Linked DNA regions of Mus musculus: region 2 is linked to region 1. Evidence: chromatin contacts called from ENCODE Hi-C or POLR2A ChIA-PET data. All regions are on one chromosome and are shown on one strand. Each heading gives the region's core, a stretch centred on a gene start or an enhancer-like site at or near the end of the contact. The rest is flanking DNA. Distances are from core to core; before and after follow the strand shown. Region 1 overlaps LOC115488208 (a long non-coding RNA gene). Region 2 overlaps LOC115488208 (a long non-coding RNA gene).

The links. Hi-C counts contacts between places; a loop is a spot of excess contacts on that map. ChIA-PET counts read pairs that join two places held with the same protein, here RNA polymerase II (POLR2A).
Region 2: a map of v-Abl transformed pro-B cells shows a loop between it and region 1 (2.3-fold over the local background). The contact joins two enhancer-like sites. A Hi-C loop is called at or near these places in 2 of 37 maps with a recorded cell type or tissue (adrenal gland and v-Abl transformed pro-B cells). POLR2A ChIA-PET finds 5 or more read pairs at or near these places in 2 of 5 experiments (Patski and embryonic stem cell).

Annotation. Positions count from the first base shown.
Region 1 is chr13:54,309,394-54,315,924 of GRCm38, reverse strand. All of the region lies in intron 2 of LOC115488208 (a long non-coding RNA gene), which reads left to right. It also overlaps a transcript of Cplx2 not described here. Among named protein-coding and RNA genes, the nearest start is that of Gm52068, 21 kb to the left of the region's middle. Within about 2 kb of position 2,949, at least 2 of the 3 ENCODE cell types and tissues checked have a DNase peak (open chromatin) inside an H3K27ac peak, as active enhancers do.
Region 2 is chr13:54,343,487-54,350,017 of GRCm38, reverse strand. All of the region lies in intron 1 of LOC115488208 (a long non-coding RNA gene), which reads left to right. It also overlaps a transcript of Cplx2 not described here. Among named protein-coding and RNA genes, the nearest start is that of Gm52068, 13 kb to the right of the region's middle. Within about 2 kb of position 1,792, at least 1 of the 3 ENCODE cell types and tissues checked has a DNase peak (open chromatin) inside an H3K27ac peak, as active enhancers do.

The sequences.
Region 1 (6,531 bases), core at 1,700-4,199:
GGCTGGGGAGGGTGAGGGATGTTTACCTATGGGTGTTTAAGCCTTTTCAACTCCAGTGCTTTTCACATATATGTCTTTTTAAGTCCAAAGACGCCTTTAAAAATAAAACTGTACGGGAGTCCAGTATATAATACGATGAAAGCAGAGATTTGTGATTAAAACGGGCCTGGGAAGTCATGGCTGCTTTTGGGGGGCTTCCCTTCCACCAACGTTGTTCTATTAATGTCTCCTGACACCCTTTCTCAGAAGCTTGTGACTCATAAGGACATCAACAAACCCACATCTGTTCCTGTCCCTTGGTCCTATTTAATTCAACTTTCTTTGTAGACTCCTGAGGGTCTGTGCTGTCCTTCCTGGTTCTTTGCTTTTGGACTCTGGCCACCTTGGTATTTTGAAATGTTTCGTCTTGACATCTTGAAATACCCTGGGAGTGCTGGCTTTCTAAGCCTTGCTCTGACCACATCGCTCATACATCAGCCACTGATATAACTGTTGAGTTGAGATCTGGCCTTACAGCATGAGGAAGACCCCCAAATGATGTTCTAAGGATATTTCAGGGCATCTCAGAGAGGACCAGGGCCATATTCAAGACTAAAGGAAGTGTGCAGTAGTGTTGGTATGGTTGAAGGTACAATGAGGTGGCCTATCATTAGAAATATTTACGACTTATTGAAATTCTGTCCAGATCTTCCCATGTTTTTAAACCAATGGGTTCCTGTCTTACTGGGCCAAGCTCCCCTTAGGAGCTCCCACTTCATAGGGATCAGGACCTCTAAGTTAGGGGATCAAACGAGCTCAGCAATGAGAGGAGAAAGCAAGCTGAGGTCAGGAGCCAGGCAACTGCTGGGATGAAGATGTGGGCTGTGAGTGATCTGTGACTATGACTCCAGAGTGACAGAGACACTGCTGAAAGGAACAGTGTCTCAAGACCATGGTAGAGATGGGCTAAGACCTCTGGCATCATAGCATGGATGGCAGCCATCATCTCAGAGGCAACTGGCTCAACCACTACTCAGAATGCAAGGGGCCCTGAAAAAAGACAGATATCTGGGGAATAAATGAGTTTGGGGTGAGCAGGACACTCACATTGCATTTTGGGCCTATGTCTTTCTCCCACACCAGTGAAACCCCATAAGAGAAACGATCTTCTAGTTTTCCTGCCCACTTTGTGCCCTCTTACACACTGGGCACAATTACATACCTCTGCACAAATCCAACCAAGTCAGCCAACTCTAGCAGGGGGACACTTGCTGTGTACTTCTGCTTATTTATCCTAAGCCAGACTGTCATCAAGAAAGAGAGTCCAGCAGTGAACAGGAGATGCTCATGACTCTCCAGGAGGGCTTTTGCTTTGCATCAAGATTCCAGTCGCAACATTCCCTGAGCGCAACACTTCCTGCACGTGAATGACTAGAGAGGGGATCCTCTGCTTCTGACCTTCTTCCCAAGGTTTGCTATAGTTGTCTGAATGCTGGCGCCTGGCTGTAGAGCCTTTAGGAGATGGGGCCTACCTGGTGGAAGGTCCCTGTGTGTGTCATAGGTCCCCATCCAACCCCCATCCTTCACCAGGTGGACAGCTGTTACCTCATATGCCTGCTTCTGAAGAGAGGGCAGCTCCCACCACTACACTGTTCATACTGGGGTGGGGGAGTGGTAGAGGGGATCGACAACTGGAATCTCTATGACCAGGAGCCCAAATAATCTGCCCCTCCTGAGGTGGCTGGCAGGGGATCTATTGTAGTGACTATTATCCTTTTCAGCCACCTCCTGAAGGATGTATGCCTCAGCAGCTCAGACTGCAGAGCTGGCTGGCCCCTCCCCCTTTAGGGTCGGCTTTGTAAGGGTCTTGAGTCCTTCAGTCTCAGTCAGATGTTTATGTACCCACAAGCCTTCACGAAACACCCAGGACAGACCTGCTCCGTACTACTCAGACATTATTTCATTTAATCCCCCATGACAATTAAATTGTCTAGGTCTCTGGGTAATCAATATAAATCTAGAGACATTTAAGTGGCCAGCTAGAATGTAACTGAGCCCCTCTTTGTGTCTCTTCCTCCTGTCTGTTAGAATAACTGGATACATTGTGGTCCCCAGTGCTTAAAGAGACACATTGTATATAGAGAGGGAAAGAGAGGAGGATTAATGGTGTTTTATGGAAGGGCTGAATCCCACCTGACTAGTTTATTAGAATTCTTTGAGAAGTGAACTATATAGGGAGATAAATGATGACTTTCACAAAAAGCCTTTGTTAAGTTTCCATCCCAAAGCCTATTAATAAAATTGATTCATTATAGAATTGGGCAGAAGTGGGTGGCAAGTAGGAGGGAGCCTATTTTTATATGGATAGAGAACTGGCATAGAGACAAGAAGGAACGTGGAGATAACGGAGAACTAAGGTTCTCCAGGAATTGCTACTGAGTTAGGTTTGACTCTAGCTCAGTCCACAGGCACTGAGCACACAGTTTGTGCGAGCCCTGATCCAAACACAGGGCAGTTCAAGTAAGAAAGATTCTGCTTAGCTCTGCACTTAGAGGAGCCAAGGAAGGCAGTGCTGAGAGACCCTCATGCTGGGACAGGATGCTCTTCAGGGGAGCTGCAGAAGGTGGCTAGGGAGCGAAAGATCTGCTGGCTATGGTCAACAGGCTGGTAATCGTATCAGTTCTGTCATGGACTCTCTGTGGAACACTGGGAAGGTCCCTAACCCTCCTCAGTCTCAGGTTTTTCTTTTTTTAGTTGTAGAGTGACATGTTGGCTTGCATGGCCTGGGAAGGTGGACTGCTCTGGGTGGAGGAAACACCAAAGGGAGAGTTTCCCTTTCTCATAACGGAAATGCCCTCTCTATCTCTGTTCTGCGATGGGATTTCTCTCCCTCGCCCCTCCCCCATCTATGAGGCAGAGAGCCACGAGGCTGTGGTGCTGGGGCTCAGAGCCCAGCCTGGGATTCCTCAGTTGTCTGTGAATGACTCAGTGTCGGAAATAGCTCCCATCTGGAGGAGCCATGGTATCTATAGTGTTCAAGCGATCCCTGTAACCACACACACTCTTTCTGTGCAAATATGTGGATCACTGTATGCTAAATATGAGGTGGCCTGGAGACGGTTCCTCCTCTTAAAAAGACTATTTGCTATGAAACTCGAGGCTGTTTATTTAAAGAAACAAGTTTACAACTATGCACGTTGGATCACTGGTGGTGGGTGGTGGGGAAGAGACATCGAGGATGGAAGGAGGCTAGAGGTGGGGGTGATTAAGCTTGGCCTGCTAACCTGCGGGAGAGCTGAGGTCGGCTGCTTCATCCATGGTCCTTCTGTCTTTGCAGAAGCAGGAAATGGACACCAAGATGAGGGGATGAGGGCAGAGAGGAGGAGGGAGAGGAGGAGGGTGCTGTGAGTCAGCAGAAAGAGCAAAGAGCCGGTGGTGACCCAGTCCCACCTTCTTTTTCCCACACAGGACTCATCAGTTGCCTCATTCATCTGTTAAACACGGACCGTGGCGTCCCCGTCTGCACGGGCTCCTGAACCACCGACAAGAACAGTAGATAGGAACTCAGCCTTAGCCACCTGCCATCCCTGTGCACTGGACTGTTCTCTGAGCTTCAGTTTTCTCATCTGGAACCAGTCAGGAGAACGCCCACCTTGGGCTTTAAGAGGAAGTGTTTGATAGGATAATATACCAAAGATGAAGCCCGAACCATCGAACCATCCCCTGACCGAACCATCTCACTCCGACTTAGAAGAGGATGAGTAACCCCCCCCCCCCTCTGCCATCTTAGTCCCAGGCCAGAGGCTCCCGGAGTGGTTATGACCTTGGGCAGTGCCCTTACCTGTGCTTCCTGGATGAGCTGGGATGCAGGAGAGTCAGACACCAAGCAGAGTAGATAGCACAGCAGAGATGCTTAACTTCCTAGAGAAGGAGAGAGGGTTTGGAGTTAGTTGAGAGTACAGCCAGGGGTTGGGCTTCCTAAGTGAACATGACATCCAGTGTCCTCAGTCACTGTGATCTCCATCCAAGGCTGCCACTGCTTTTTATCAGTTCCAGCAAAGGGCTGGGTAGGATGGGCCTCTGTCTGGCATCAGATCAAACTCCTGGCTCCTTCTCCACTTAACCTGCTAGCTGTTGCCCATCTTGTTTACTGGCTCAGGAAATGCTTGGGTGGTACCACCAGGGTATCTGGTGTCAACAGATACATTCTGTTGTCAATCATGTCTGGTTTCTAGTCCTGGCTTTGGGGATATCTACTGCATCTCCCCGCATCTCTGCTTCCTCTTCTGTATAATGGGGCTTTAATGGTGCCTACCTCCTGTGTGCCAGCTGGATCCTGGCTGCAGAGGCACATAGATGAGAGCCCCTTAAATCCTAATTACATCCCTCACTTCAGTCCTGGTGGTGCCAATCTTGCTGCAAGATGCCAGCATTGGCTCATCTGTGTCTGTTCCCAGGCCTTTCCCAAGGTCTGGCAATGTCAGCATCTCGCCAGTGTTTGTTGACTGAGCCTGCTCCCATGGTCTGGTAGACCTGTCTTTACACACTGAGGATTAGAGAGGTCCAATTTAACGGAGAGCAGAGGTGGGGGGGCAGTTGACGTGATGGTCCAGTTCACATGGAGGTATGCATGGAGCTCGGATCCCAACCCATAGCCCATAAACTGTCTGTCCAGCTGCTGAACTCAGGGCCTGGTGGGCCTCTTCTTGGCCGAGCACCAGATGTAGGCTATTGAGGGGGGGGCTGCAACATCTTACCCAGTTCCTCCCAGTGCAACCTATCACTTCCTCCTGGACTCTCTCTGTCTTCTTTCCAGTAACAGTCCTACTTCAGGTACAATGGTCATTTAACAAAGTGGGGGCTGAGGTTCAGAGGACCACTGACCCCTCTCCCATAGCCTATGTGACTATGTTTAACCTTCAGCATACACAGCTTCGGCCCTTAGCCCCACTGTTGGAATAGGGGCTCCTTCAGGATGCTCTCCAGGACCCAGGACTGAGCAGGTTTTGACTTGTGGTAGTGAAAAGCGTCAATTCTCACACGGACTAGCTCCTTTCACAGACTAGCTATTCTAACTACACAGGGGAGGGTCTCAGTTTCAGCACTGTCTTAAACGGCTCACTATCTGACCAGTCCAGTGTCACAGCTTTCTTCTGCAGAGGATGACAAAGAGGCTCAATAAGGACTTGACCCACACAGTTCAAGCTCAGATCCCCACTGGTCTTAAACAGAAGTGAGATGTGAAGAGCTGCCAAGAAAGCAGCCAACTGAAATATACTGCAGGCTTGTCAAGGCTAGCCCTCCCCAGGAGTAGCAGGAACTTCCCTGAGAAAATGAGCTGGGGGTTGAAACCTAGAGAGACCAAGAGAACGGTTGAATGCAAAGGGCTCGCCAGACAGAGGGAACACTGCCTGCAAACTCATGCAGAGAGTGTGGTCCAGTAGGGGAATTCAGAAGCACGTGGCTGGCCTTGAGGCAGGGTCCTCAGGGCAGCCAGGGAGAGATGGGCCTCAGAGTCGTGTCTCTGGGGTAGTAGGGGATGGGATTTGAGTGCAGGGGAAGCTGGGAGCTTGGCATAGTCTTGCCGGGGGGTTGGGCAGAGAGAGGCATGGGACAGACATTTGGAGTATGGAGATGGGAGAAGCAGAAGCAGGCTCTCTGTGCTTGAGGGGGTGTGGGGTTGGGGAAGAAGGGACCCAGCCTCCTGGGCTGGGTGCAGTAGAGACTTGGGAGAGGTTGTAAATCACCCATCCTGGGAAGCTCTCTGATCGACCTCAAGAAAATCTCTGTGGCAGGCTCTGGTCCCAGCCCCAGCTCCTGTCCTAGCCTCAGCAGCTACTAGATCGTTCCCCAGTGTCAATCTCACTCTGTTGAACTTGGCAACGGCAGCTTATAAGGGCTCCCACCACCCCTGTCCCCACTGGTCACTCCATTTCTATCCTGCAACCTTGCTGAGTTTCCCATGACCCAGGGTATCTGCTCTTTCTGTTTCTTCTGCCCCTGGTGCTGCATGTTTGCCCTTAGAATATACAGAACCTGGCAAATAATTTTATGTGTTTGTTTTCTTTCTCCCCATTAGACCTGAGCTCTTTGAAGGCCAGGCCCTTGTCCTGGCCCAAGAAGGATAGCCTAGGAAGACACTTCTGGCTTTGTGTTTAAGCATTCCGGAAATAGGAGGATACATTTACTATACACTGTTACTGGCAGCATTGAAGTGACACTTATACATGGCCTGCCAAAGTCAAAATGACCCCAGGGACCTCACTAGCCTTTCTCCTCTTTATAGATTATGACGTTGAAGCTCAGAGAAGGATGGGGCAGGTCACATGGTCCAGCTAAGAGGTGGCAGGATGGGCTTCTCTGCTGTTGGCGAGGTGCCTGGCCCTGTACCCTGCTCTGAGTAGGCGTTCAGCATGGAGAACTGGCGCCTGGCTTCTCTAGCCATCTGCTGCTTGAACTGAAAGACCCTGCTTGCTTGCCTGGCTGTCACAGCTTCCCAACGAGTCAGCCACAGGAATTCTAATGGCTGGGTTTTTTTTTTTTTTTTCTGAA
Region 2 (6,531 bases), core at 543-3,042, 35 kb before region 1:
CCCTTCTTTGCCTCTGTATGTGTGGGCTGGACACTATGGAGAGCGGCCAGTGTTTCTGAGACTCTTTCCTTGGTGCTATTGATAATAACAGCAGCACAAAGACTATACCAGCTGTGTTACATACTGCGTGGCAGGCTCGGCTCTGAGACTCTGTGCCAACCCTTCAATTCATCCCATGGCAACTGTCCTGTGCACTTCTACAACCCACTGCACTCCAGGGCAAGCCGAGGCTCACACAGGGCTGTCTGGCACCTCTGGGTCGTCAGTTGGGTTCTTTCTCATGGGATCAAGAGTCCTTGTTTTCTGGTGAGTTTGTAGTGGAAATGCAAGGTTGACTCAGCTGGTGGACCTGACTGTCCTCTGATGAGAAAGAGGCCATTGTGGGACCAATGGAAGGAACAGGGACTGGTGACTCAGGAGAAGCTCAGGTCAAGGGTGGGGTGGATAAGAGCTCAGGGACGCAGCAGAAAGGGAACAGACCTTGAGAGGCTCTTATCTGGGCCCTGGCAAGTCCTGTGTGCCTTAGGCTCACCTCCTGTGAGGCTTGTCACTTCACCTCTCTGAGGACACTTTGCAGAGCGGATGCCAGCATTATAATAACACCAGAGATGATCTATGCCAAGTCTCAGGCACTGTGCGTGAGTGCAGACCTCAGGCCAGGGATGGTAAAGATTTTCCACCTCTTTGCGCTCGGGTGACCATCATGACAACCCCAGGGAATGGTGGCCGGCGCCAGGGCCTGACATAAGGGCGAGGAGCTCTGTGTCCCTGGCGTCACTCACTGGAGTAGCACCTCTGTGCATTTTGCCATGTCTGCATGGCACCTATGCTGTTGACTTAACATTTCTCTCTAATGCACTCACTTACAAAAATAAAGCCCTTCACTGCATTTATTTTTCAAAGAACCCTCAGAGGGCCACTTTAAACCAGCAAGCCCGCGTTCCTTCTGTGCACAGGATGAACAATCTCTACAAAAGCAACAAGAAAGATGCCATGGGAACACGGAGTGAGCTTCCGGCTGCTGAGTACCATCTCAGGATAGGCCTTGAGGCTGAAGCTTGCCCTACAGGCGGTGAAATAAGAGTGGAATGTTAAAGGCATGTTGGGTCTTCTCATACCCATGAGGTGCACACACTGAGAGAGCCGACATGTCAGGAAGGCTTCCTCTGTGAATCTTATCTCAAGGCGCCGATATCTATACTTGATGCTCAGTTTCCCCGAGTCCTGGCACTTGGGAATTTCAGGTGCCATTCTCATTCCCAAAGGATTGTAATCAGGCGATGTGTGTGTAGAAGTGACAGCCAGCTGCCTGGCACTGAGAATGGAAACCCTGGTATTGCCCCTTGATCCTGGTCAGGTTGAGAAAGCTCTTTGCAAGCTTTCTTCCCACCCAGAGAACCTGACAGCCATTGGATCAAGCCCTCTCCCTAATGGTCCCTCAGGGTCAGGCTGCCTCTCCGTACTACAGTTGGCTCATTTTCTAAAGTGGAACAGTAGCAGCCACCCGTCCAGGTTTCTGTAGACTCAACACTTGTCGCAGGTGAAGCTTTACCCACATGTGAAGGCTCATCTCTACTCTCTGCCACTCCCTGGCAGTGGACAGATTCAGTGTGGATCAGCCATTGTACCTCCCAGGAAATGTGAGCCCACACTGAAGGGCCTAGGTTCCTGACAGAGGAAGTGACTGCCATCAAGCAGGATACTGCAGTTTCCAGCCAAGGCAGCTTCTGTTTTTAGCTGGAATCACTCCTTAGCCCCCTCCCCTGGGAAGCGGGAACATGCTGCAGAAATAGCCCGTCCCAGGGGCTGCCCAAGACAAGGGCTTATTTTGACTTAGGATGCTGCTGAAGCTGTGGCAGCCTTGTCAAAATACATCTGCCTCTTCTTACGCTGCCCACGGATCTGGAGATGCAGCCAGGACCACAGTGTGGCTGCCAGAGGCTCACATCTGGAACCTGACTCTTCAGAGCTGAGGACAACGGGCTTTGGTTTCAGTGGCAATCATCTTCAGAGCTTTTCGGGGTGTGAAGGGCCATCTCCATATCAAGGTGTTCTCACTTGGGTGGATCCATGGCTGCTGTACTGGCTGGTGTTGTGTTAACTTGACACACACTGGAGTTATCACAGAAAAAGGATCATCTCTTGAGGAAATGTCTCTATGAGATCCAGCTGTGAGGCATTTTCTCAATTAGTGATCAAGGGTGGCAGGACCCATTGTGGGTGGTGCCATCCCTGGGCTGGTAGTCCTGGGTTCTATAAGAAAGCAGGCTGAGCAAGCCAGGGGAAGCAAGTCAGTAAGTAACATCCCTCCATGGCCTCTGCATCAGCTCCTGCTTCCTGACCTGCTTGAGTTCCAGTCCTGACTTCCTTTGGTGATGATCAGCAATGTGGAAGTGTAAGCTGAATAAACCCTTTCCTCTCCCAACTTGATTCTAGGTCATGATGTTTGTGCAGGAATAGAAACCCTGACTAAGACAGCTGGGGTGTCTAAGCCACTCCTCTGTGGCCCTACAGTGGGGATGCAGTAGAGGAGGGTAAGCTGGGTGCCCAGGGAGGCCTGATTTGCTGTAATGGAGTCTCCCTCCTAGTCAGCTCCTGTGCATCCTGAAGCTGCATTAGTCCTCTTTCTCCCTGCAGGCCGTTTCTCTTGTGATTGTTTCCCAGGGGCCCACACAGTTTTTGCCCTGAGCAGGACTACTCCCTAATGCAAAGTCACCAAGACCCTCCTGTTGACTCATCTTGCTCTCCCAACTCTGAGATGCAGGGCCAAGTGGATGCTAACCAATAATGATGAGCAGCACTCCTGTGTACTTCAGTGAGGACGGTGCCACTCAAACCCTTGGAGGAGGTTTCTTACTTCCAGGGTGATAGAAAAGAGTGGGACAGCCACCTGCCGCAGGCTCCCCACCAGGGAGGTACTCTGGGCTCCCCCAGCTCCCAGGGATGTTACCTTTGGATTCCCGAATGTGTGTGGCCTCATTCATCTCTCTTCCTCTTGGCATTTCTCATTCACCCTGCCTTCAGCCTTCTTCACGCTCCATGCGTCACCCTGAAGCCCCCTAGGTGTGTCTTCCAGCCTCTGCCTAGCTCCCTGATCTCTTGCTTTCCTGCCTGATTTTTTTTGTCCTCTGCTTGAGCCACCTCTGCAAGCTCAGCTCAGACTCTTCTTGAAAAAGTCTGTCAGCAACTTTCACCTTTCTAGGTAGCACTTCCCAAAGTGGCCTCTCCAGGGAGGTAAATGGGGACAGGGGTGTTGGTGCAGCTAAGGGCCTGTGGGGTCGGGGGAGTCTGTTTTTGGTAGCTGAGGCTTTTTTTCAGGGTGACTCTCATCTACTTATCCAATCGATAGTTGCTCTGGCCAAAGCTCTGATAGCCAAAAAAAAAAAAAAAAAAAAAAAAAAAATCTCAGGAGAGTTAAAAAAAAATAGATGGATGAAAAGGAAGAGCAAGCCAAAACAAATCAAAGCAACACACTTGTGGATACTCTCTGGGCCTCCTGAGGCCCGCCCGCCTGCCTTCGGCCCACTCGCCTCCTGCCTGGTGCACTTGTCTCAGTGTTCTAACCATGCCAGCATGCCTGGCCCTGTGGCTGAACCCTCTAGCAGGGAAAGAGAGTAACGGAGGCAGGTAAACAAGGAGGAAGACCCTTGCTCTCCTCTTGCCCTAAGGGCCCTAAGTTTGGCTGGTGTTAAACCCACCAGGTCTGATGGATTGCAAAGGAATCTTTAGATAGACTCTAAAAATTTTTGTTTGTGAACCTCAGAATGTTAATCAGCCCTGCCGCAGATGTCTGCCGTATTACATCACTGCTCAGTCTGGATGAGTGGCAGGACCCTGTGTTAGGGCTGTACACTTATTTGCATGTGGCCCATTTGGTGCACTGCCCATCCCCGGTCCATTCAGTAGTAAACAGATGGCGTGAAGAAAGACCTCACAAGGAACGCATGCTTCCTGCACTTTCAGACATGTGGTCACCCCACCTCCCCCCACTGCAGAGCCGCTACCACAGACAGCCTCGGAGGGACTGGCAACAGAGAGCTCATTGTATAGTTTACGGCCAAGGACAGAGCCTTGGAGGATTGAGGGCCTGTCCGGGATACCGTGCTGGAAAGTAGCCACACTAAGAGGCCTCCTGTGGGCGAAACTATCCCCCTGGCTCTTTTCATGCAAGGACTCAGGCAGGACCAGATCATACACCCATCAACCTCTGTCATCTCTTCTCTTGAGGTGCCTTCAGCTGCAGCACCCTAGGTTCAGGAATCTGATCTGTGCACATGTCTTCTCCAGACTGATGCCCCTCGAGTTCAACAAAGTCCTGTGAGCACATTTGCACTGGAGTGTGTATGTACGAGCCAAGGGACCCATATTTCTTGACCTAAGGAGGCTTCCCATCCTTTGGAAGACAGTCCCTGAGGTCCTATCATGAGACTCACCATCAGGCCCGATGAGCCCACTCTCCCCTCGCGGCTGGAGGGTGGTTAGCTTGCTAGTCACCACACAAAGGACACTACTGTGAGCCCATTGAGGAGATAGCTGATGGCAGTGGACAGATTAGCAGTACCCAATGAGCAATAGATTTCTGTTTATACTCCTGACATGTGGGTGCCCTTGTCACACGAACCAACAGCCTTTTCTCTTAGCTGTAGACCTCTGCTTTAAGGCCTCTGTCGTTATAAAACCACCACCGGTAGGATGCGAAGCCCCACGTGACTTGAATACCCACATGACTCTGAGTCCCCTACTCTCTGTCCTCACGTACCCACCCCACTCCAGAGACTCAGGCTCCTTGTTGAATTGCCAGGCTTGGTCCTGCCCCAGGACCTTTGCATTTGCTGTTGCTTTGCAGGGGGCTCTCCTTCCCTACACCTTTGTTTGCCTGGCCCCTCCATACCTACCTCCTGGCTTCAGTGATCTTTTACCAGTGTGATCACCGCACCGTTTGCTTGATTGGGAAGCACCGTGTCACTTCCAATCACCGTGCTCTGTTTTTGCAGCACCTCTGCTGTCTAGAGTGATTTCTGTCTCTGTTTAAATATATTTGTTTGCATTTCCATGAGGAGAGGAGGCTCAGGCCCTACCCAGTCCACTGCCCTAAGAATCATCTGCTACTGGCACTACCATGCACCGGCTTACCCTCGCTCTCCGGGTCCATTCCTCAGTCATGGTGGCACACTTGATGCTCCAGCTGCCCCCTGTTCTCTGGACTCCATGTTTCTCCTACTCCCCCCACCCCCAGTCACTTGGTTCAAGGCACCTCCTGAGCCTGTTTTATACACTGGCAATATGAGTAGCCATCTGGGTCTCTCATTGTATCCCTGGATGGATCCTTCCTTCTCTACCCTGTTTTCCTTCCTCCTTCACCTTCCCTATTCTTGGGTACCCTGTCCCTCCTTAGGGGATCCTCCTGGAACATGGTAGCACCTCTGTCTCCTGGGGCCCCCTGTTTTTTCCTATCACCCATTACCACCATGGTGTCCACTGCCAGTCTCAGGGTTGTTTGAGGACAGGATGTTCAGCTAGTTTCAGAACCAAGCTTGGGGCCTAGCACAGAGCAAGCACCACACTGGTTTACTAAATAAATGGCAACAGGCCACTGCTGGCTTAGTAGAAGCTGTGTATATGGAGCGGTGATGTCAATGTCTCCTTTACCAGCAATTAGAGGAGAGGGCTGGAGTGGAGCACCGGCACCCACCCTTCTGCGGTTGTTGCTTTCCTAGTGTGGTCTGGGGGAAGCACTAATGTATCGATCCCAAGATATGGAGTCGGTTTTGTGCTCCGTGGGCTCACAGCCCTCCCTGGGTGGTGGGGCCATGGGCTGCACAGGGCCTCCTGCCTCCTGTCCTCTTAAATCCTAGCCAGGCCAGTAAGCCCTCTGGAAGCTTCCTCAGGTTTCCTATGGAACAGCTTAGTTCCTCTGGTATGTCTGTCACACTAGCATAGCGCAGTCCTACCTACACACGGTGTCCTGCATACCTTGGTTCGGGTCACAGCCCCTCGCTTGGCTCTGGGGGCTGCCCTGAGCTTGGAGTCTGTAGCAAAGGTACTTTATGGTAAAGGGGCTGGCACAGCTCAGGAGGGCCTGGTTCCACGACCTGGGGCATGCTGACAGCCCTGGAGTCTTGGGTACAATCTGGGAGCGGGGCCCCCTTTTCACACTAGACTCTAGAGGGCTTGGAGTGGGGGCCCATTTGCAAGTATTTTCCAGGCATGAATACTGCTCATACTTCCCCCCTCCCCCAACAGCTCCTCACTCAACCTGCAGTCTTTTGCTAGAGCCTTCCTGAAATACCATGCACACTGCACCGCACCTCACCGCACCGCACTGTCACTTCCTGCCCAGACTTTCTGCAGTGATGGCCTCGTGTCCCCAGTGAGCCCACATCACCAGGAGCCCACTGCCGTTCCTCACTTTTCCTTTGTATCCTAAGCCTCCATACCGAGCCTCTGTGTGTCTCAGCAACATCCTCAAGGGTAAGCAAGCAGCACTGCTTGTGTTACAGGCGAGGAAGAGGAGGCTGCTTGACCCCCCCC